2 separate regions of the Homo sapiens genome follow, and region 1 is linked to region 2. Evidence: chromatin loops called from intact Hi-C (ENCODE). Cell type or tissue: MCF 10A. All regions are shown on one strand. Each heading gives the region's core, and the rest is flanking DNA. Links, peaks and the distances in the headings are about the cores only.

Region 1 (10,048 bases), core at 972-8,971, 660 kb before region 2:
TTTTCTTTTGTGGCATGGCTGGCTTGTTCCATCTTTGTCCTAGATGCTGGGCCTGTGCCATTTAAACACTTTGCGGCACAGCTTGGCATGTCCGTACCTTCTTATATCCACAAAGAAACTGCAAATTCCTTAGATTTTGAAGTGATATGTGGTTGTGTAGCCACAGCAACATTGAGCACATGGCATTGCTCACTAAAGACTTGACTGCCACCAGAACTGGCTCAGCAGCCAGGACTCACACAGCTTTGCAAGTGACAGGATGTGTGCAGGCCCCAGGGGGTCATTTCACAGGAGAGAGGAGAGGGGAGAGAGTGCAGATCACTACTACCTCACTGGCCATGTAGGTGTAGAGAACTTTGCCTTTGATGACAAACCAGAGCTTCTTCCAGTGCCGCTTGCCCCTCTTACACCGGCTGAGATAGCCACTGATGGCAGAGCCCTCTCCAGAGGCAGCCACCTGGCAGGAGGGAAGCAGAGCGGTCAGCCCACCCCGGTGGTCAGGCACAGTTCAAACAGAGCACAATTCAAAATGACACTGCAAACCATTTGGCTGACTACTTATACTGCTTTGACACTGGATAAGGTCTCAGGATCTATCCAGTACCAAAGTCAGCAAGATAGTGCTTCATGCTTTGAGAAACAGGATTTAATGAATGGACCCAGCTGACTTTGGGAATGCTGATGCTGCCCTCTAGTGGTTTTTCAGATTCTTGGTTCCCTCTCAACCTAAGCCCCTCAACTCAAGAAACTTCGTTCAGGTACTTCGGCGAAAGGTTCTTCCTTCTAAAATTAACTCTTGCACTTTCAACTTATCTCTTCCTCACATTTAGGGAGGGATCCTCTTTGTACTGTTGCCTAAAAGGTATTATAGTCTCCTGCCTAGTGGGGTGTGTGCAGCGTTAAGTCCTTTTATTATTATTACTACTCTTTGTGGTGGCGGGGGGTAGTAGTATTCTGTCCACAGGCTTTATGTGGTGAGGAACGCAGGCTTGGAGTTAATACCAACCTGGATTTCCCATTCAGGCTCTACCAATTACTAGGTGGTTAATGATGAGCAATTTGCTGACTTCTTCTAAGTCTCAATTTCCTTACTAGTAAAAGAGGAATGCAATGTAAAAAATGTGAGGTTTATACATATATGTGATTATGAAATGATCTCTAAGACAAATTAAGTGGAGAAAACAGAAGAGATTCTGTATAATATGTTGTCTTCTGGGTAGAAAAAGAAGATCTATGAATGTACATCTGTATTATGTATGTGCATGAAAATTTCCACAAGGTTCCATAAGAAACTTGATGGCAGTGGGATTGAGGGAGGCTGGGAAGGATGAGAAACTCACTTTTCATCATATGTGCTGTTTTGTACTTTTTTGGGAAAAATGTTTAACCATGTATGTGTTTTTTTTTTTTTTTTTTTTTTTTTTTTGAGACAGAGTCTTGCTGTGTCGCCAGGCTGGTGTGCAGTGGCGCCATCTCAGCTCACTGCAACCTTCACCTCCCTGAGGTTCAAGCGATTCTCCTGCCTCAGCCTCCCGAGTAGCTGGGACTACAGCTGCATGACACCACACCCGGCTGATTTTTGTATTTTTAGTAGAGATGGGGTTTCACTGTGTTAGCCAAGATGGTCTGGATCTCCCGACCTCGTGATCTGCCCACCTCAGCCTCCCAAAGTGCTGGGATTACAGGCGTGAGCCACCGCGCCCGGCCGTATGTGTGATTTCCAAGATTTTTAATTTGCAAAAGGAACAAGTTAATGGATAAAACTGTACCTATTTAAATTTTCCATTCCCTAACACTTTTTTAAACCCTTGCTACCTGCTACTTGATATTAATGGACTAACTTGGAAGCAGCTGATCACACTTGTGGACTCCTTGTGTATTCACAGACATACATTGGTCTGTGGTTGTGAATGGAAATACAGACATACAATCTGGTCCTATTTGTGGGATACAATTGAGTTTAGCCAGTTCTGAAGTTTCCTGCGGAGCCCATGGCCTCCAGGGACGTCAACACCTGAGCCGGGTTGGGACCCCTAGGATGAGGGGATGACATGGAAGGACCAACACAGGAATTTGGCTCCTTTAGAATGAAGAGCCCCCGTGATCTGTGCAGTCTGCTTGGGTACTAGATCTAAGCTATGGGGCAGGAGAAAAAGGAGAGAAAAGAAAGAGGAGGAGGGGAGAGGTAGAGAGAAGGATGGGAAAGATGTCGCCTAGCACCATCACTGTCAAGTCGGTCCTCGTAGCTGGGATGCTTCCATTAGGAATGCTCTGTCTGGAAGAGACTGGTCAGGCTGGGACAGGGCAGGGTCTGACTCCGTCTACCCAGGATGACCATGAACCTTCCAAATGCCCTACTTCCCACTTGGGTAGCCCTGCCTGCTTTACCTCTGTCAGGGCTGAAGGGACTTTCTTCTGCTTCTTGAAGGTCGAGGGGTTAATGCTCTGGAAGACGGATGAAAAGGCACTGCCCGAGAAGCGGGGTGAAGACAGCGGGAAGCTCATGCTCACAGGCCGCTCTGTAACTGAAAGAAGCCACATGGAAGGGAGGTGAGAGGCGTGCCTGCGGCTTGTCTTTGGAACACTGATTCCTGTAAAATCCCTCTAGGAATGTGAGCCATGGGGGTTAAGTGGGACCTGAAAGTCAAGCACTCTTCCTCCCTCCCTCCTGCAGGAACAGACAAAGGCTATGGGGGCTGGGGAGGGGACGCTTTTCCAGGGCGCTGGACAGCCCTTCACCTCCAGGCCTCCAGGTAGCAGGGACTGGGCTGTCTTCTCTGATGACCTTAGTCCAGCCCCGTGGAGTGGAGGCCAGGGAAAGACTTTAGTTTTAGGCCCAAGATACACCTGCTCTCCTTCCTGGGAACTTGACCCTGCTTGGGCAAGGCCTGTCCCTTCAGCACTGACCAGGTCTCTCAGGGGCCGGCTCAGCTTCCCAAGGCTCCTGTGTGGAACAGCTTCACCCCTCCCTGACCCCAGCTCCTCTGCTGCCACGCTTATATAGTCCTTAGTCCCAGAAAGGCGCTACAGGCACAGGCCTATAGGATACTTGACAAGAGGGCCTCTATGGTAAAGGACACAGGAGCTCCCTGCCTCTGTCCCCTTACACACACACTGATTCCTAAGCTTAGCTACCCACAGAGCTCTTCTTCTGGGGACACCGATCAATTTTCCACAGAATCCACATATTGGAAAATGGTGCCCGAACCTCTGTTTCCTCCCTCCATGGAGTGAATAACTCCCTCCAGGGAAAGCGGTTTCAGGCATGAACCATGGACCACAGAGAAGCCACTGGAGCCTGGGGAGAAGCCACCAGGCCACTTGGAAGAAGGCAAGTGGTCCCCAGGTTACCTCTCATCAGGCCCGGGACAGCCCTGCCCCGCTTCTTCAGCTCCCCGAAGCAGCCGTCGCAGACCTTGGCCATCCTGTCCTTCAGGTACTTCAGCGGGTACTTGTTCCGCGAACAGTTCCGGCACACGATCTGCAGGCCCAGGTGGGAAGATTCTCACCCCTCTCAGTGCATGCAAAGGAGACCTGCACCCCTCCCCTCCGCTCCCTCTGCTAATCCACCCACAACTGCCCCTAGGGAGCCCCAGGTTCTGATCATGGAGCTGTGCGTGTCCCCTACTTTTCCGGCAAGGCTTCATCTTGTTTCTGAGCCAGCGCCTATCTGCTTTTCTGATGAGCCCGCGCCCTTAACCACTACATGATACTTTTTTCTCCAAGCACAATAGCCACGTATGCTACGGTTTTCTGTTGAAAACGTGGTGGTGTGGAAGAGGCCTGGGACTTGGAGCTCTGGTTTGATGATCTATAAAATGGGAATTAGCAATCTGTTCCTCTCGGGTTGGTGTGAACATGCCTCACTCTGGGGCTTACAGTAGCTGCTGGACATCCCTGAGCCCCCGGCTGGGCAGGGACATGCCCTTCCCCCACCCCACCCCCATGCACACACTCACCCCAGATGCAGCGACTCACCTTGCCACAGGCGTGACAGTGATGACGCCGCAGGGTGAGGGAGAAGTCGCAGCCGCAGTTCATGCACATCATGACGTGTGTGACAGGCACCAGGGTGGGGGGCCTCTCCCCAAGGCTAACCCCCAGCCTCTCTCGTATCTGCAGCAACAGAATTGGCTGAGTAATGTGGAATGTGGCCAGGAGACCAGCCAGATGCAGAGCCCAGTGAGCCCTGCCCTGCGTCTCTGTGCAGGGTGTGTGATGTGTGGGTGAGTGGGTCTGATGTGAAAGGCCTCTCCTGCACCCTCCAGGATGCTCACCCTTGGTTGGGAAACAGCCAGACTGTGAGAACAAGACTGTGGGTGCTGGGCTCCTAGGTTACACGGAGGCCGCCCCTGACTAGGGTGGGAGCATGGCAGGGGTGTGGGGGGAGCCAGTGCCCCAAGACAGGAGCTACACGTCCATCTGGGTGTGAGTGGCAACAGCAATGCCCGCCCAGGGAACCCCAGGTCTCTGAAGCTGGTGGCCCGTGGGCCCTGCCCACCCACTCACCTCCACGCTATGGTGGAATGCAGCCAGCGCCTGGGCCTTGTAGTCCTCAGGGAGGGCTCTGCTCAGACAGCCATACCACTCGTCCCTCTCTGCACAGGAGCTGCGGGCATGGGCTGGAGTGAGCAAAGGCAGGAGCAGCTCTGCCTCCCACCCTCCATCTCGGCATGGATGAGGTTCTCACTCAGATGCCCCTTGAGCCTGCACCTCTCACACTGCCCAGAACCACCAGCAAAGAAGAGATCACCTGCCAGACTAGGTTTACGAGCAGACCACTGGTCCATTAGCTGTCCTTGGGTCTGTTTCTTCTTACACTGGAATAATGATATTCCCCTAACTCCCAGGGCTGCTGTGGGGATGAAGGGAGATGTGGGACGTGGAACCACATTGTCAACATTGTGCAAAAGCAAGAGACATTAGGAAGGCCCAGAGGGTCCCACACTTCAGGAGAAACGGGCTGGCAGGGGACAGAGGGCTGGGTACCTGTGGAGGATGAGGGGTAGGTGGGAGCTGGCAAAGGTAAACATCTGTGTCTCCCACCTTCCTCATCTCCCCACATAGCTTCCCAGACAGTCATCCAACAGGCACTTTCCAAGTCCCTGCTCTGCACCAGGGAGGGCTTCCTGAGTGGCAAGAGCTACGCCTGGGCTGGGTGCCAGCTAGCTGGGTGAAGTTCTCACAGTGTCCACTAGATGCCGCGCCTACACCACAGGTAAGTGTGCAGCCTGCCCCGGAAAGCAAGCATAAGGGCCCGCTGGCCTGGGCGGGAGCAGTGCTGCAGGGCAGAGGCTGAATCAGCATTGTGGGCAGCAAGACACCATGTCCCTAAAATGTGATGAATGGGTCCTGCGGTCCCCTGGGAGCTTCAAGTGTGAAGGGTCTGGACTAGCAGGAAGGTGACTGGCATGCTAAAGGCCACTGTCCTTGCCCTGGGAGATGGGCAGCCCCACCTGAAGGCCCACGTGTGGATCGTCACCACCCTCAAGTCATGGCCGGACTAACAGAAACTATTTGCTGGCAGCCTCCTGCCCTTGATTTTATCACAAGGAGAGGTGAGGCCACGACCCCCACCCAGGCATCACCTCCTCCAGGAAGCATTCCCTCACTCCTCCAGATGGGGCAGTCCCTCCTTTGGGTTTCCAAGCCCTTTTCTACTCCCTCATGCAGTAGACTGTAACAGATAAGAGCTCTGGTCCACACAGTCCTGGGTTCAAACTCCAGTTCCACCTCACCTGGCTGTGTGACCCTTTTGCAAGCCTCAACTCCCTATGCATGGAAGGAGCCGCAAACCCCAGCTCTAAGGGTGGTGATGAGGATCACGGCGGCGTCTGGGGCCTGACAGGTGTCCAATGCCTGTTACTGCTGTCATTACCACTATTAATTGTTACAGCAGTTACTGCCCTGCATCTGAAGCAGTTTACAACTCTCCTACCTGTAATGTGGGCTCCTGGAGAGCACAACAACGGCTAAATTGTTGCCAGACCTGGCACTGAGGTGTGGCTAATAAATGCTTAAATTTTTTTTTTTTTTGAGACAGGGTCTCACTATGTTGCCCAGGCTGGTCCCAAACTCCTGGCCTCAAGTAATCCTTCAGCCTCAGCCTCCCAGATTGATGGAATTACAGGTATAAGCCACCATGCCCCACCTAATAAATGATTTTAATGAGAAAATGCATCTATGAGAGTGCATGTGCATGAGTGCATTTAGATCCCATTTCACACTCAGAACCGCCCAATGCAGGATAAACCCCCATGTGATAGGCACTGCTGCCATCCCATCTCATGTGCTTGCTGAGAGTAGACACCCAAGCCCCAGAAGCCTTGCTGACCCCTGCCATGCACGTCCCTGGCTGAAGAGCTACTCTTGGCTGGAGGCATACCTCCCTGGTTTCCAAGCCCCCGAGAGCTTGAGCTTACCTTGCCCTGAAAGAAGGAAAAGGGGATGCTCTTTAAGGTCATGGTCTGAAGCCAGAGATGAGGATCCCAGGCAACCCGAGGGCCTGGAGAAAATGCAGACCTTTCTGATAGAAATGCCATGCCCCACTGTGGTCTAAATGTTTGTGTCCCCCCAAATTCAAATGCAGAAATCCTCTTCCCAAAGGTGCTGGTGTTGGGAGGCAGGGCCTTTGGGAGGTGATGAGGCCATGGGTGTGGAGCCCTCACGAATGAGATTAGTGCCCTTATACAAGAGGCCCCAGAGAGACCCTTGCTCCTCCCACCACATGAGGTGGCATTGTCTATGTGAGAAGGCACCGTCTTTGAACCAGGAAGCAGAACCTCACCAGACACCGAATCAGTCAGTGCCTTGACCTTGGACTTCCTGACCTGCAGCCTGTGGGAAATTTCTGTTGTTTATAAGTCACTCAGTTTATGGTATTTTTGTTTTTGTTTTTGTTTTTGTTTTGAGACGGAGTCTTGCTCTGTAGCCCAGGCTGGAGTGCAGTGGTGCAATCTCGGCTCACTGCAAGCTCCACCTCCCCGGTTCACGCCATTCTCCTGCCTCAGCCTCCCGAGTAGCTGCGACTACAGGTGCCTGCCACCACGCCCGGCTAATTTTTTGTATTTTTAGTAGAGACGGGGTTTCACTGTGTTAGCCAGGATGGCCTCGATCTTGTGACCTTGTGATCCATCCGCCTCGGCCTCCCAAAGGGCTGGGATTACAGGCGTGAGCCACCGCGCCCGGCCTGGTATTTTTGTTATAGTGGCCTGAATGGACTAAGACACCACACAGACAGGGCAACATAAGTGATGAACGCTCACTTATTATTTTTTTTCTCTCATCTTCTAGACAGGAACGCAAAAAGGCAGGCCACTTTATGAACAGCAGCACACAATACATTTTTTACTGGCCTTAACTTTTCGTGTTGCTGTAGAGACCCAATCATCCATAAAGAGCTCCACAAACATGAGACATTGCTATTGCCATATTTAAGCCATGGGCTCTAGAAACCCCTGAAGTTATATATAAAATTTTATGAGTGTGTACATTTTTTGGGGGGAGAAAAGTTTTTATCAAATTCCCCAAAAGGTTAAGAAACACTGAAAAGAAAAAAAGTCCTTTGACCCAGAAGGATACTTTGACCCAGAAGGATACCAAAATAAAAACAGCACATCCTTATCTGTTGTTCTGAACCTTCCCATGCTCACACCTCTGCCTTGTGCGCCATCCTCCCTCCACCTGCCCGTACCTCGCAGACAGCATCAGGCAGGACTCGGAAGTCTCAATCTTTAGAGCGTAGGGCACTTTCTCCATCACAGGGCGGCTGACCTGGAAAACCAACAGCAGCCTCCTTCAGGGTGGGGCAGGGAGGGGCAAGTGTAGACCGGCTTCTCCTGGCAGCAGATGAACAGAGGGACCATGTCCACCTACTGCCGTTCTCTAGCCTCAGGGCATACCTTTCTGTGATGGTAGGTGCTGTGGAAGGTGCCTGGCTGCCAGCTCCATCATTCTTGGCCACTCACCCACCGCTGGGAAGGCTGCAGAGCGTCATGCTCAGGGCCCAGCCCGGGCAACCCCAGGTGCACTGTCATGTTGGACAAGTACCTGCCAGTGACCACGTCTCCCATGCCTTTTTCTAACAGGCTCCTCGGTGGAGCCTTTGGTTCCAAAAGGGAACAAACCTCCATGCTGAGAAAGGTGCTTCCTCCTTCCCCTTCCCCATGGTAAAGAGCCTACAGGATCAAGAGAGATTGCACAGTGCCTCTCTCAGCTCTCCTGGCCATCCCTGCCTCTGCCCTTGACAATGACAACCGCCTGCGGCTCCACTGTCCCACCTCAGTGTTGCCCTCTCTAACTTCAGCCTCCTGTTGCACCAGAATTAACTTCCTAAAACCTCCTGCTCCTCAAAGTCCCCAACAGCTCCCAAGTGTTCCCATCTTCAGGACCAAGTTACACGGAGCTAAGCCCCACACATATGCCCATATTCACAGCAGTATTACTCACAACAGCCTAAAGGTGGAAGCCACCAGTGTCCATCGGCAGAGGATTGAATAAACACCATGTGGTCTATCCACACAATGGAAGGAAAATTCTGACCCATACTACAGATGACAGGGATCAACCTTGAGGACACTGTGCTAAGTGAAACAAGGATCAATACTGTGTGACTCCTCATTCGAGGTACCCATAGTAGTCAAATTCATGGACATAGAAAGTAGAATGGTAGGTGCCAGGGGCTGAGAAGGAGGGGAATGGAGAGTTGGTTTTTAATGTGGGCAGAGTTTCAGTCTGGGGAGAGGAAAGAGTTCTGAGATGGATGGTGGTGCTGGATACACAGCAATGTAAATGTGCTTAGTGCCACAGAACTGTACATTTAAAAATGGTTACTTTTAAAATGATATGTGTATTTTATCACAATTAAAAAAATTACCAACCACCTGCTTGTTCCCCCAACCCAGGCCCTTCCTTATGCATTTTCCTCCTCATAGGATGCCCCTCCTTCCCTTCCTTCCTGATCCGACCAAATATTATCCACTCTAAGGGTTCAGTCTCCTCTTCCAAGAAGCCCTCCATCCCCCTCCCCTTTCCCTGGGCAACTTACAGCACAAACTTGCTGTAGCCCAACACTGTTTCCGCAGGGCCTCCCTCTTCCAGCTGGTCTGGGTGCTCCTGGGAGCAGGATGCTGTCCCCTTCTCCCCTGGGGTCTCCCTGTCCCCCAACCCGGGGGTACCTGGCACCAGATATTTACCTTCATGTTGGCCACAGCCAATGTGTTCTTCAGCCGGTACTTCCCATCCTTCTGGGGATAGGTGTACAGGAGCACATCGTTCATCTGGAGAGAGGGAAACCCTATGAGAGGACCCTGGCCCCAGAAGGCTGCGCCAGGCTTCTGTCCTCAAAGGATCCCTGAGCTCCGCTGTGCACAGGCATCTTGTATTCCTCAGTAACCCCCACAGGTGAGCAAAAACGTTGCGGCCAAAATGTGAGCCCCTTCCTTGCCACTCTACTCCTGGTTCGATGCTTGAGAGGAATAAATGCATATGCCCTCAAGAAGTCGTGTGAGTATGTTCATAGTGGCTTTATTTGTAACAGCCAGAAAGTAGGGACAATTCCAATGTCTATCTGCAGGTGAATGGATAAACAAACTGGTCTATCCATATACCACAGAATACCTTATAGCAGCCAGAAGGAACATGCCACCAATACACACCACCACGTGGATGCATCTCAAAATCATGCTGAGTGAAGAAGCGAGGCACAAAAGAGTATATGCTGTTTGATGACATTTCTGTGACACTCCAGAATAGGCAGAACTAATCTAAATAGGGACAAAAGTCAGGCCAGTGGTTGATGGGGGCCCCCAGGGTTGGGAGAAATGAACTCCAAACGGGCACAGAGGAACTTTCTGGAGGTTGGAAATGTTCCACATCTCGACCCAGGTGGTGGTTACACTGTGATATACACTTGTCAGTACCAACTAACACATATGCTTAAGGTTGATGCATTTCACTATAAAAATAAAGCTCGATAAAGTATAGCTAAGGAAGGGTTGGGAGACACCCTGAGGACAGGGAAGTGGTGGGCCCTGCTTGCTGCTGTACT
Region 2 (10,048 bases), core at 1,077-9,076:
TGGGATTACAGATGTCTGCTACCACAACTAGCTCCAGCTCCAGTTCTAACAGGTTGCTGGTCCTGCTCCTCCTCCTTCACTGATCATTTTCGGGATATAGTCAGAGCCCTCAGGCAGCCCTCTCTGATTGCATTTCTGTCTTTGTCTCCCTCCCGAGGGAATTAACTCCTTGCATCTGGAGTTTACCTTCCCATATTTGTTTTCACACATACATCTGTATCTATAAACATTGGTTTTGTTTGCTCTCAAACTTAATGGGACTATGCTGGATGAGTCACCCTTCAGCTTATCGTTTTGACTCAACATCACGTTATGGAGGCTCCTGCACACGGCTGCACAGAGCGTGAATCCATTCATCTGCAGTCTGTACATAAGCCACGATGCATGAAGCCCTTCTCCCGAGGATGGACTCCTAGGCCGTCTCCAGTTGTTTGCCCTCAAGTCAGCTGAACTTGTCTTCCAGAGCACTTGTGCAGAGTTAACCTCAGAGTGCAATGGCTGGGTCACAGGGTCAGGGCGTCTTGCGCTTCCCTTGATGATGCCCAACTGCTTTCCAAGGTGGGGATGCCACTTCACACCCCCACAGCTGCATAGACATCACAGCATTCCACACTGTGAGCAGACCAAACCCTCCCTTCTTAAGTGTGTAGGCTGAGATTGTGGGGAGGCAAGGGGTCCAAGATACCAGAGTCAGGGGCAAAAGGAGCCAGTACTGGAGCCCAGGTCTACGGATGTTGCAGTTATCTATTGCTGTGTGACAAACAACCCCCATGCTTAGTAGTTTGATTTTGCTCATGAATCCACAGTTCAGGCAGGGCTTAGAGGGGAAGGCTCATCTCTGCTCTGTGTGGTGTCAGCTGTGACAGGTTGGCGGGGGGGACCATTTCCAAGATGGTGCACTCATGGCGAGTTGGGGCTGGCTATGAGGGGGAGCTCAGGGGAGGATAAGGGTGGGATGAGGGTCTTGGTTTCATTCCACTCAGCCTCCTTACGGGCTGCTTGGGCTTCCTCAGGGCCTGTCTGGGTTCTGAGAACCAGTATCCCAAAGCTGTCATAGTGGCTCTTCTGCCATACTCCATTGGTCAAGCAGCCACAGGCTGCAGATTCCAGGGGAAGGAGGGGCTAGGTTGCACCCTGCCTCCTGATGGAAGGAACATCAAAGAATTTGGGGGTCATGTGTGAAAACTGACGCACCTGACTTCTGCAACATGCCTTCAATAATGTAAGGTTCCAGATGCTCCGACAGGCAGAAGGTGAATGAGTAGCAGTGTCCGCTAAGGACCACCCTTGTCATGCATGACTCCAAGCACCCAGAAGCATGCAGACCAACAAGGACCTAAAGCAGAGCCTCCCAGAGTCCTGGGCTCCAGTGATAAATCTGTTGATATGCTTTATTTGCCTGGAAGGAGAGGTTTTTATGTAAAAATAACTATCGGCTGTATCAGTCTATTCTTGAATTGCTATAAAGAAATACTTGAGACTGGGTAATTATAAAGAAAATGGGTTTATTTGGCTCATGGTTCCACAGGCTGTACAGGAAGCACAGCAGCATCTGCTTCTTGGGGGGCCTCAGGAAGCTTCCAATCATGGCGGAAGGCGAAGGGGGAACAAGGCACTTCACATGGCCAGAGTGCGAGGAAGAGAGAGGGGAGGTGCCACACACTTTTAAACAATCAGATCTCGTGAGAACTCTATCACAAAAACAGCACCAAATGGGGAAGTCCGCCCCATGATCCAATCACCTCCCACCAGGCATCACCTCCAACACTGGGGATTATAATTCAACATGAGATTTGGATGGGGACACAGAGCCAAACCATATCGTCAGTGTTTCAAAACTGGTAGAAGATTTGGCAACACTGAACTGTCATTTCCAGACGGCCCTGCTGGCCAAAATAAGGAGCGACCACCGGATAAATCCTCTGGTTTACTGCAGTCCCCGACATCCTGAACTGGCCGCTATGGGCCCTCAGGTTGGCAAACCCTAGGTCACGAATTCTAAGACATTAGAAAGACATTGGGGAATAATCATTCCCCAGTGGTTATTAGTGAACACAGTTCAGCGAGTACAGCTGGCAGACAAATGCATGGTGCTGATACGAAGTCCTCAGAAGATGTTCAGCTCTCTAGGAAGAACAATCCCAGAAGGCTTTCCAGAGGAGGTGACATCTCAGTAGTCTTGAAAAATGAGAAGGATTTGGGAGGCCAAGGCAGGAGGATCACTTGAGCTGAGGAGTTTGAGACCAGCCTGTGCAACATTGAGACAGCATCTATACAAAAAAATTCAAAAATTTGCTGGATGTGGTGGTGTGTTCCTATAGTCTCAGCTCTTGGGGGAGGGGACTGAGGTAGTGTTACAGTAGGTAGCTAGTCAGACATGAGCAGGGCAGGAGAGGGCCCTGCCTCCGGATCAGGAATGTGAGGTGACCATCAGGTGACGGTCAGGCGGTTGTTAACTGTCCCTCTAAAATAATGATAATTGGTTACAGCCAGTGCTGGGAAAGCCGGTCTCCCAATAGATAGAAACACCTGAAGCTGGTGATCAGCCGCTTCCTGATAAGATCTCAGGAGTTGGGTGAGTGGGCTCAAGCATGTGCATTAAGAGGCAAAACGGTGGGGTTTAATTGGTATATGAACTTCCTCTAGGAATGCTAGACTGGTAAGAGAAGAATACCTCCAGTGAGCACGTGCACAACTCCAGTAAACACACTGTGCTGGCCGGCCACTGTGCATGTGGACAGCCACCCAAAGGGAAGAATCAGGGGAGAAGGGACACGACCCCCTGGAAGCACTCCAATGTATAAAACCCCAAGTCAAAGGTCAAACCATACACTTGCACCTCTCAAGTCTCCTGCCTGGCCCTCTTTTTGAGTGTACTTTACTTCCTTTCGTTCCTGCTCTAAAACTTTCTAATAAACTTTCACTCCTGCTCTAAAACTTTCTAATAAACTTTCACTCCTGCTCTAAAACTTTCCTCAGTCTCTCACTCTGCCTTATGCACTTTGGTCAGACTCTTTCTTCTGAGGAGGCAAGAACTGAGTTTGCTGCAGACCTGTGTGGATTCACCACCACTAACTGTGGGAGGATCACCTGAGCCCAGGAGGGCAAGGCTGCAGTGAGCCATGATTGCAGCACTGCACTCCAGCCTGGGTGACAGTGTGACCCTGTCTCAAAAGAAAAGAAAGAAAGATGGGAAGGAGTTGTAAATATTCAGGCCTCCAGAAGCTAATGAGTTTGGTCTCTAGTTGGACATCTGAACTTTGAGATCAGAAAAGAAGCAGAAGCAAGTTTCCTCTGGATATCTCTCCCTGCAATCCCAAATCCAATCTCTGCAATCCCTGGTGGAAATAAAAAGCAAAAATGGAGGCACTAGTAGGTGATGATTTGAAAAACATCCAAAGATGCCATGATATTTTCCTCATTGCTGGCCATCCTGCCTCAAATGTCACCATCAGCACCACCATGTAGATTGCAACATTCCGTAGAAAGCACTTATTACTTGAGGGGGAGGTCATTTCTTCACATAAATCACTCATTTGCCCATCAGTCTGAGGCAGTGTGGATTCATTAAGCTGTCAGATTAGCTAGCATAGAGGAGTGCCAGGAAGGAGATGGGGGAGTGAGTGTTGCTAAAGAGAAGACAGCTGTCCTGGGTGATGCTCTCTGCTGGGAGCAGAGCCCAGAGTGGGAGCCCTGAGCACACTGGGGTGAAGGGTCAGACAGGAGGCAGGAGGAAGAAGGTGAGAGCCTCAGGGGCCACCATTCTGCAGGACCTCAATCTCTCTTTTCCAACTGTAATTTCCTCTTCCACCTGACCTTAGTGTGGACTTCTTCACACTAAAGTTCTGGAAGTCTAGGATTCCATAAGTCTAATCTTCCAAAATACTATGATCCCAAGCTGTTATGGATTCTCAGAGTTGCAAGATCATTTTCTTAAGTACGGAGATAAAGATGATAAAGTATTGATTAAGATGGCGTTATCTTTGAAAATGCCAGCAAAGATACTGTGGTTCTAAGGTTCTCCTTCTAGGTGTGATGTTCTCCAGGGTCTAAGTTTTAAAATTCAGTCCTTCTAAGATTTTATGAAGCCATCAACATTTCCCATTTAGACTGAGCTGGAAGCCAGCAATCTGCAGTGAATCCAGTGATTTCTCTATGTTCTATCCGTACTGCTATTTTTCTTTACATTTAACATTTAAATTTAATTTAAAGTTTTTCTTTGGACTTAATCTCATTCTAAATAATAATAGTACATGAAACTGTGGGTTTGAAGGACAAATTCTATTTTTCTAAAAACCGACCAAATAAGCTCTGGTAACGTAGCTCCTGGCACCTCGAACCATCTCAGGCACCACAGGCAACTGGGATACCACATTTCAGAAGCCATTGCCAAAAACGCCAGTCCCTCAACCCCCAACCTATTTCTGCAGGGGAGAGCAAAGCCATCCGTTTACAAATGGGCCGCAGGTCACACCTAGGGCAGGAATTCTTTGGGCACTGAGAATGGGAGGTCCACCCATGGGTCTCCAGGGAAGGTCTTGCCCTGCTGGGTGGAGGTCGGAGTCTGGAGGTCAGGCGTCCTGCTAAGTGGAGTCTCTTGTGGACTGGAGCCAGCGGGGACCCTATGCAACACCGCCATCTAGTGGCCAGAGTGCAAGGCACCGAGGGCAGGAACTTGGAGACAAGTTTGCAGGTCCTGAAATTGGGAAAGCTGGAGAAAAGATAAAGGGACTAATGATTGAGAAACAAATAATTCGATAAAAATAAAATAAATTGTAATATGGAATCTAATCAAGTCCTAAATGGGCACTACAGAAACAACTTATGTGTCCACCATGGGGACTTGGTTAAAGAAATTATGGGATATCATCTTCGGGAATAGTGTGCAGGCATTGTCATAAGTGCCATGAGTGCCATGCTGACATGGAAAGATGCTCAGTTGAGTGGGGAAGAGAGCAGGAATCAGAGTGTCACCATGCAACTTATGCAAAATGTAAGTATAGATCCATTTCGGGCTCACATCTAGAGAGAATGTCCCCAACTCACCATCTTTCCCATGGCAGTAAATGCACCCCATTTACATGGCTGCTCAAGCCAGAAACCTAGAAATCACTCAGCCTCATGTCCCCCACCCTGACTGTTACACCAGCGCATCGCCAAGTCAGTTCTGTCTCTGAAGCCCACCGGCTTGTAATCCTCTCCACGACCACCACCTCTGGCCGGACCAGCATCATGTCTGGCCTGGATGACTGCAGGGGCCTCCAACCTTGCCCTTCTGCATTTTCCAGTACACAGCCCGGAGAATGGCCCCAGCGCCAGCTGGATCATGTTGCTTCCCTGCTTAAACTCCTCCTGCAGTTTCCTGCCTCACTAGAGTAAAAGCACCCTCAAGCCAACCTTGTTCCATACCCTTGACCCCTTCTCTCTCTGCTCCTGCTCACTGGGCTCCTTCAGGTCCTCAAATCTTTTGAGTTCTTTCCCATCCTGGTCTTTCCACCCACTGCTGGTTCCCGGCCCTGAGACAATCCTGGCCCTGCCCCATCCCTGCCAATTTCTACTCAAACCTGGGCACAATGCCGCCTCCTCAGAGCAGGCTCTGTGGGTGATATAGGATTTCACTTTTGTATCTTCTGATTTGTTTGGGAAATAAGTATTATTTTGCTATGATCAAAAAAATCAGATAATGTTCATTTTAAAATAAAATCAAATGTCTAGACCATTGGCACATGGTGAGTTCAGAGCAGGGGGAGGCTCAAAGGCTAGGGAAGGCTTCCTAAGGGAGGGGGAGCTTGAAGAAAAGGAAGCATTGAGCCCAGGAAGGCAAACAGAATTCCAGAAAGGGAAACTTGAACAAAGGCATAGAGGTGGCAGGGCAGCTAGAAGAGGTGGCACCTACTGATTTTGCTTGTTTAAAACCCTTAATTCTGGTTGTAACACCCATTTTTTTTCCTCTGAGGATGCACATTTCCCACATCCTCAGATCATGTGTTTCTAGTGAGGCTGATTCTCATGATATGGGTGTGTGAATTCAGCTGGGCCAATGAGAGCCTTTCCTGAGATTGTTGCTGCACCTATTGAAAAAAGTGTTGTCTTTCCAACAGAGTTGTCAAGCTGGAAGGATGCAAGCCCAATCTTTGCCACCACAAAGGAAGATAATAAAACCCATACGGGAGAAAACAGAGCCACAGATGGAGACAGTCACATTCCTGGTGACAGTGTTTGAGCACCTGGATCCAGCCCAACCTGAGGCCATTTTCTCCTAGGCTTTTTAGATCTGTGAACCAATAAATCCCCGCTTTAGGAGTTGGGCTAGTTTATCGTGAGTGTCTATCATTTATAACCCAAAAATTCCTAAGTTCCACACTAAGCTGGCTGGAACAGAGGCTTGCTATGGAAGACAGTGAGGGAGGCTGAGCAGACACGGCAGAAACAACAAATGTCATGGCCATTCTTTGGAGGCAAGGCCTTTATCCCAGTGGACTGAGGCATCTAGTGTGGGAATTGGAGAGTCTGAATCTCTGAGCCAAGCCAGAAATCTGAAACAACGATAGGCCCTCTCTCTTGACTGCCCACAAGCCACATTGTGTCTTCATTGACCCAGAAATCCTTTGAAAGGAGACCCAGGGACAGAAATGGCCTGGAGCAGCTCCTGTTCTTGGCTTCTTGGGGCTTTGGAAGGAAACCATCTAAGTCTTCCCAGACCGCACTGGGAAGGCCAAGAATCCACAAGACAACTGACCAGCGGGGAGAGATGGGTGAGGGTGGGGACCATTTGGGGCATTTTCCACTGCTCTTGCCCTGTTTGTTCGTGGTCGGTCTGACTGCTCCTGAGGGCCCTGGTCTCTGGCGGGGGCAGGGAGGGGGTGCTGCGGGGCTGGTGGAGGCAAGGGACACAGGCCTGTAGCTCTAGCCCAGAGTTGGGGCCCTCCTAGGAACTGCAGGATGGTGTGATACATGGAGACACCCCCAGCGCCCTGGAGGGGCAGTAGCTATGTCCTGTGCCCTCCCATCATGCCTAGCACAGTTCCTGCCACAGGGTTATATGCATGGCACTAGTTACCATTCAGAAAACAGATCCCAAGTGCTTGCTGGGAGTGAGTAGAAGAGGAGTTCACAAGGACCGAGGTGCGTGATCACGTCAGTGTCACTGACTTGTGTCTTTGGGGCTGACTTGTGCCTTTAGGGCTGTCTCCCATTCCGGCCCTCCTGTAACCGTCACATCCGGTCTCCACAGGGGCAGGACTCCCTCTGAAACCTCTGGCCTGACACCAGCCACATACCACTTTCCAGCTTTCGAGAGGTGCAGCTGAAGATGTGAATGAAAATCAATACATATGGGCAAAGATTCATTAAAATTCAATACTTATTCATGTTTTTTTTTAACTCTCAGCAAAAGAGGCACAGAGGAGAACTTTCTTAATCTGATAAAGAGTTTCCATCAAAGAAATGTGTGTGCGCGCACGCTCACACACACACACACACACAGCTAACATCATCATTAATGGTAAAATACTGAATGCTTTTCTCCTAAGGATAGGAACAAGAAATGGATGTCCGCCACTATCATTTCTATTCAACATTATACAGCAGAGCCCAGTTGTTTCGATGAGGCAGAAATAAAAATAAAAATAATAAAGTTTGAAATGAAACATACAAACTCATTATTTAAGATGATAATATTGTATATGGAAAAAATCCAAAATCCAATAATAACCTATTAGTATTAATGAGTAAGTTTAGCAAGATTGCTGGATATAATCAACATACAAAAATTAGTTTAGTGTGTATGTGCTGGCAACAATTACCAAATGAAAATTTTGAGGTGCCATTTACAATAATACCAAAATAATCATCAAATACTTATGAGTAAGTCTAATGAAAGAAGCACAAGACCTCTATGACGACACAAAACAGTGTAGAGAAATTAAAGAAGACCTAAATAGAGGACTGTAGCCTGCTTGTTGTTTGACCAGCTTAATATTATTACAATATTAAGTTGCCAGATTGATCTGTATGTTTAATACAAACCCATTCCAGCAGGTATTTACAAGAAAATTGGCATGCTGTTTTCAAAATTTATGTGGAAATTCCAAGGACCTAGAATAGGTAAAGCAATCTCACAAGAGTACGAAGCTGGATGACTTAATGTACTGGATGTCAAGGGTTTTTTCTAAATCCAGAGTAAGAAGGCAGTGTGGCATACTGTGATCCTAGTCAAGTGGACCAATACAACACAGTAGGGAGCCCAGAAACAAACCCACACGTGTTCAATCCCTGGATTCACAAGAAAGATGCACAATTCAGTGAGGAAAGGTGATATTTAATAAATGGTATTAGTTCAATTGGAGAGTCATATGGGGGAAAAATGGGCCTACCTCATATCATACCCCAAAATTAATTCGAGATCCATCATAGACCTAAATTAAAACAAAAAATCTTCTGGAAAATAAAATACAAGAATATCTTCATGACCCTGGGGTAGACAAAAATTTCTTAACCAAACAGGTTGAGAGATGTTTGAAATACATCTATGAAAATAAATACCAATATCCAGAACATACAAAGAACTTTTATAAATTAATAAGAAAAAGACAGGCTAGGCACAGTGGCTCATATCTGTAATCGCAGCACTTTGGGAAGCCGAGGCAGGAGGATCACTTGAGCTCAGGAGCTTGAGGCCAGCCTGGGCAACACAGCGAGACCATGTCTCTACTAAAATTAAAAAAAAAAAAAAATAGCTGGGTGTGGTAGGGGCACCTGTGCTCCCAGCTACTTGTGAGGGTGAGTTGGGAGGATTGCTTGAGCCCTGGAGATCCAGACTGCAGTGAGCCGTGATCACGTGACTGCACTTCAGCCTGGGTGCCAGAGCAAGACCCTGTCTCAAAAAGAAAAAGAGAAAGAAAAAGACAGACATCCCAGTTTTTAAAGTGGGCAAAAAGCTGTGAACAGAGACTGCACCAAAAAGCACATCTAAATAGCCAATTATCATATAAGCATTATTAACATCTTGGAAATGCAGATTAAAGTCACAGGAAGATGCCATCACACTCCTCACTAAAATGGCTAGCAGGTGTGGTGCACTGGCAGCTATACTGCTGTCAGCAGGTGGCCTGCAGCTGTCGGCTCCTCCAAGGTCTACCTCTGCTAGGAGAGCCACCCCGCCCTAGGTCATGGCCCTCCTGGGGCAGCCCAGATCAGGCGGCAGAGTGCAGCAGGGCTTAGAGGTCAGCCTTTTGTTTCCACTGGATGTGGGTCACGCTGCTGGGCAGAACTCACGCCAGCCAGCTCCCTGCTAGGTTAACTGGGGCTTTGTCTAGCCTGAGTCACAGCTCAGCTCTTCTCTCTGCCCCAACTTGTTCCTTCCTTTTCTCTTCACAGGTGTGGATCCCCAATAACTGTCTCCAGATCCAAACTCCATGGCCAAATCTGCTCCCAGAGAAACCAGCCTGCACAGTGAGGATGTGGGTATGGAGCAACTGGAACCCTCAACTATTGCTGTTTGGATCATCACTTAACACCACTTCAGAAAACTTTTGGCAGCATTATATTATATATTAGTATTCTAATGCTAAACTCAGTCTACATAGACCCTAAGACCTAGCACATTCTCTTCTAGGTAGATGCCCAACTGAAATCAGTGCTTATGTCCTCAGAAGCCCTGTTCACAGAAGCTTGATGCGTAATAGCCACAACTGGCAACAGACCAAATGTCCATCATCAGGAGAATGGATAGACACGTGGGGGGCAGTTCAATGCAATGCTAACAGCACATCAAAAGGAAAAAGGCTGCTGCTACACACAACATGGATTCAACACACAGGCTTTGTGTTCAACAGAGGAAACCAGGCACAGAAGAGTGCACATATCCTGTGTGTATATACACAGTACACACAACTTGTGTGGCTCCATTTACATGGTGACCAAACCTAGGCACAACTAATCTGTAATGATAGAAGTCTGGAGAATGGAGAAATTGAGGCTGGAGGGAGCTTGCTGGGGAGCTGCAAGTGTCCAATATATTGATTGACCCTGGGGGTGGTTGTATGCT

What was found. A loop is a pair of places that touch in the nucleus more often than their neighbours do. Peaks named below come from ENCODE experiments on the same cell type or tissue, not always from the same donor. Only the 100,000 strongest peaks of a DNase experiment are listed, where the experiment ranks them.
Region 1: it touches region 2 in a loop (34-fold over the local background); 12 of 110 quality-filtered maps call a loop at or near these places.

Annotation. Positions count from the first base shown.
Region 1 is chr3:14,916,479-14,926,526 of GRCh38, reverse strand. FGD5 (FYVE, RhoGEF and PH domain containing 5) reads right to left here. Exons shown (of 20, transcript NM_152536.4): 12 at 9,195-9,278; 13 at 7,694-7,773; 14 at 4,510-4,609; 15 at 3,979-4,116; 16 at 3,352-3,481; 17 at 2,389-2,519; 18 at 329-457. LOC105376963 (a long non-coding RNA gene) reads left to right here and starts at 2,465. Exons shown (of 4, transcript XR_007095829.1): 1 at 2,465-2,550; 2 at 3,179-4,226; 3 at 5,068-5,218; 4 at 6,044-6,180. RefSeq lists silencers at 591-885, 2,163-2,342 and enhancers at 3,187-4,386, 4,902-5,401. In MCF 10A, for the core only: a CTCF peak has its summit at 5,196 (motif pointing right); a DNase peak (open chromatin) is centred at 5,196.
Region 2 is chr3:14,255,920-14,265,967 of GRCh38, reverse strand. No RefSeq gene overlaps it. Among named protein-coding and RNA genes, the nearest start is that of LSM3, 82 kb to the right of the region's middle. In MCF 10A, for the core only: a CTCF peak has its summit at 4,638 (motif pointing left); a DNase peak (open chromatin) is centred at 4,637.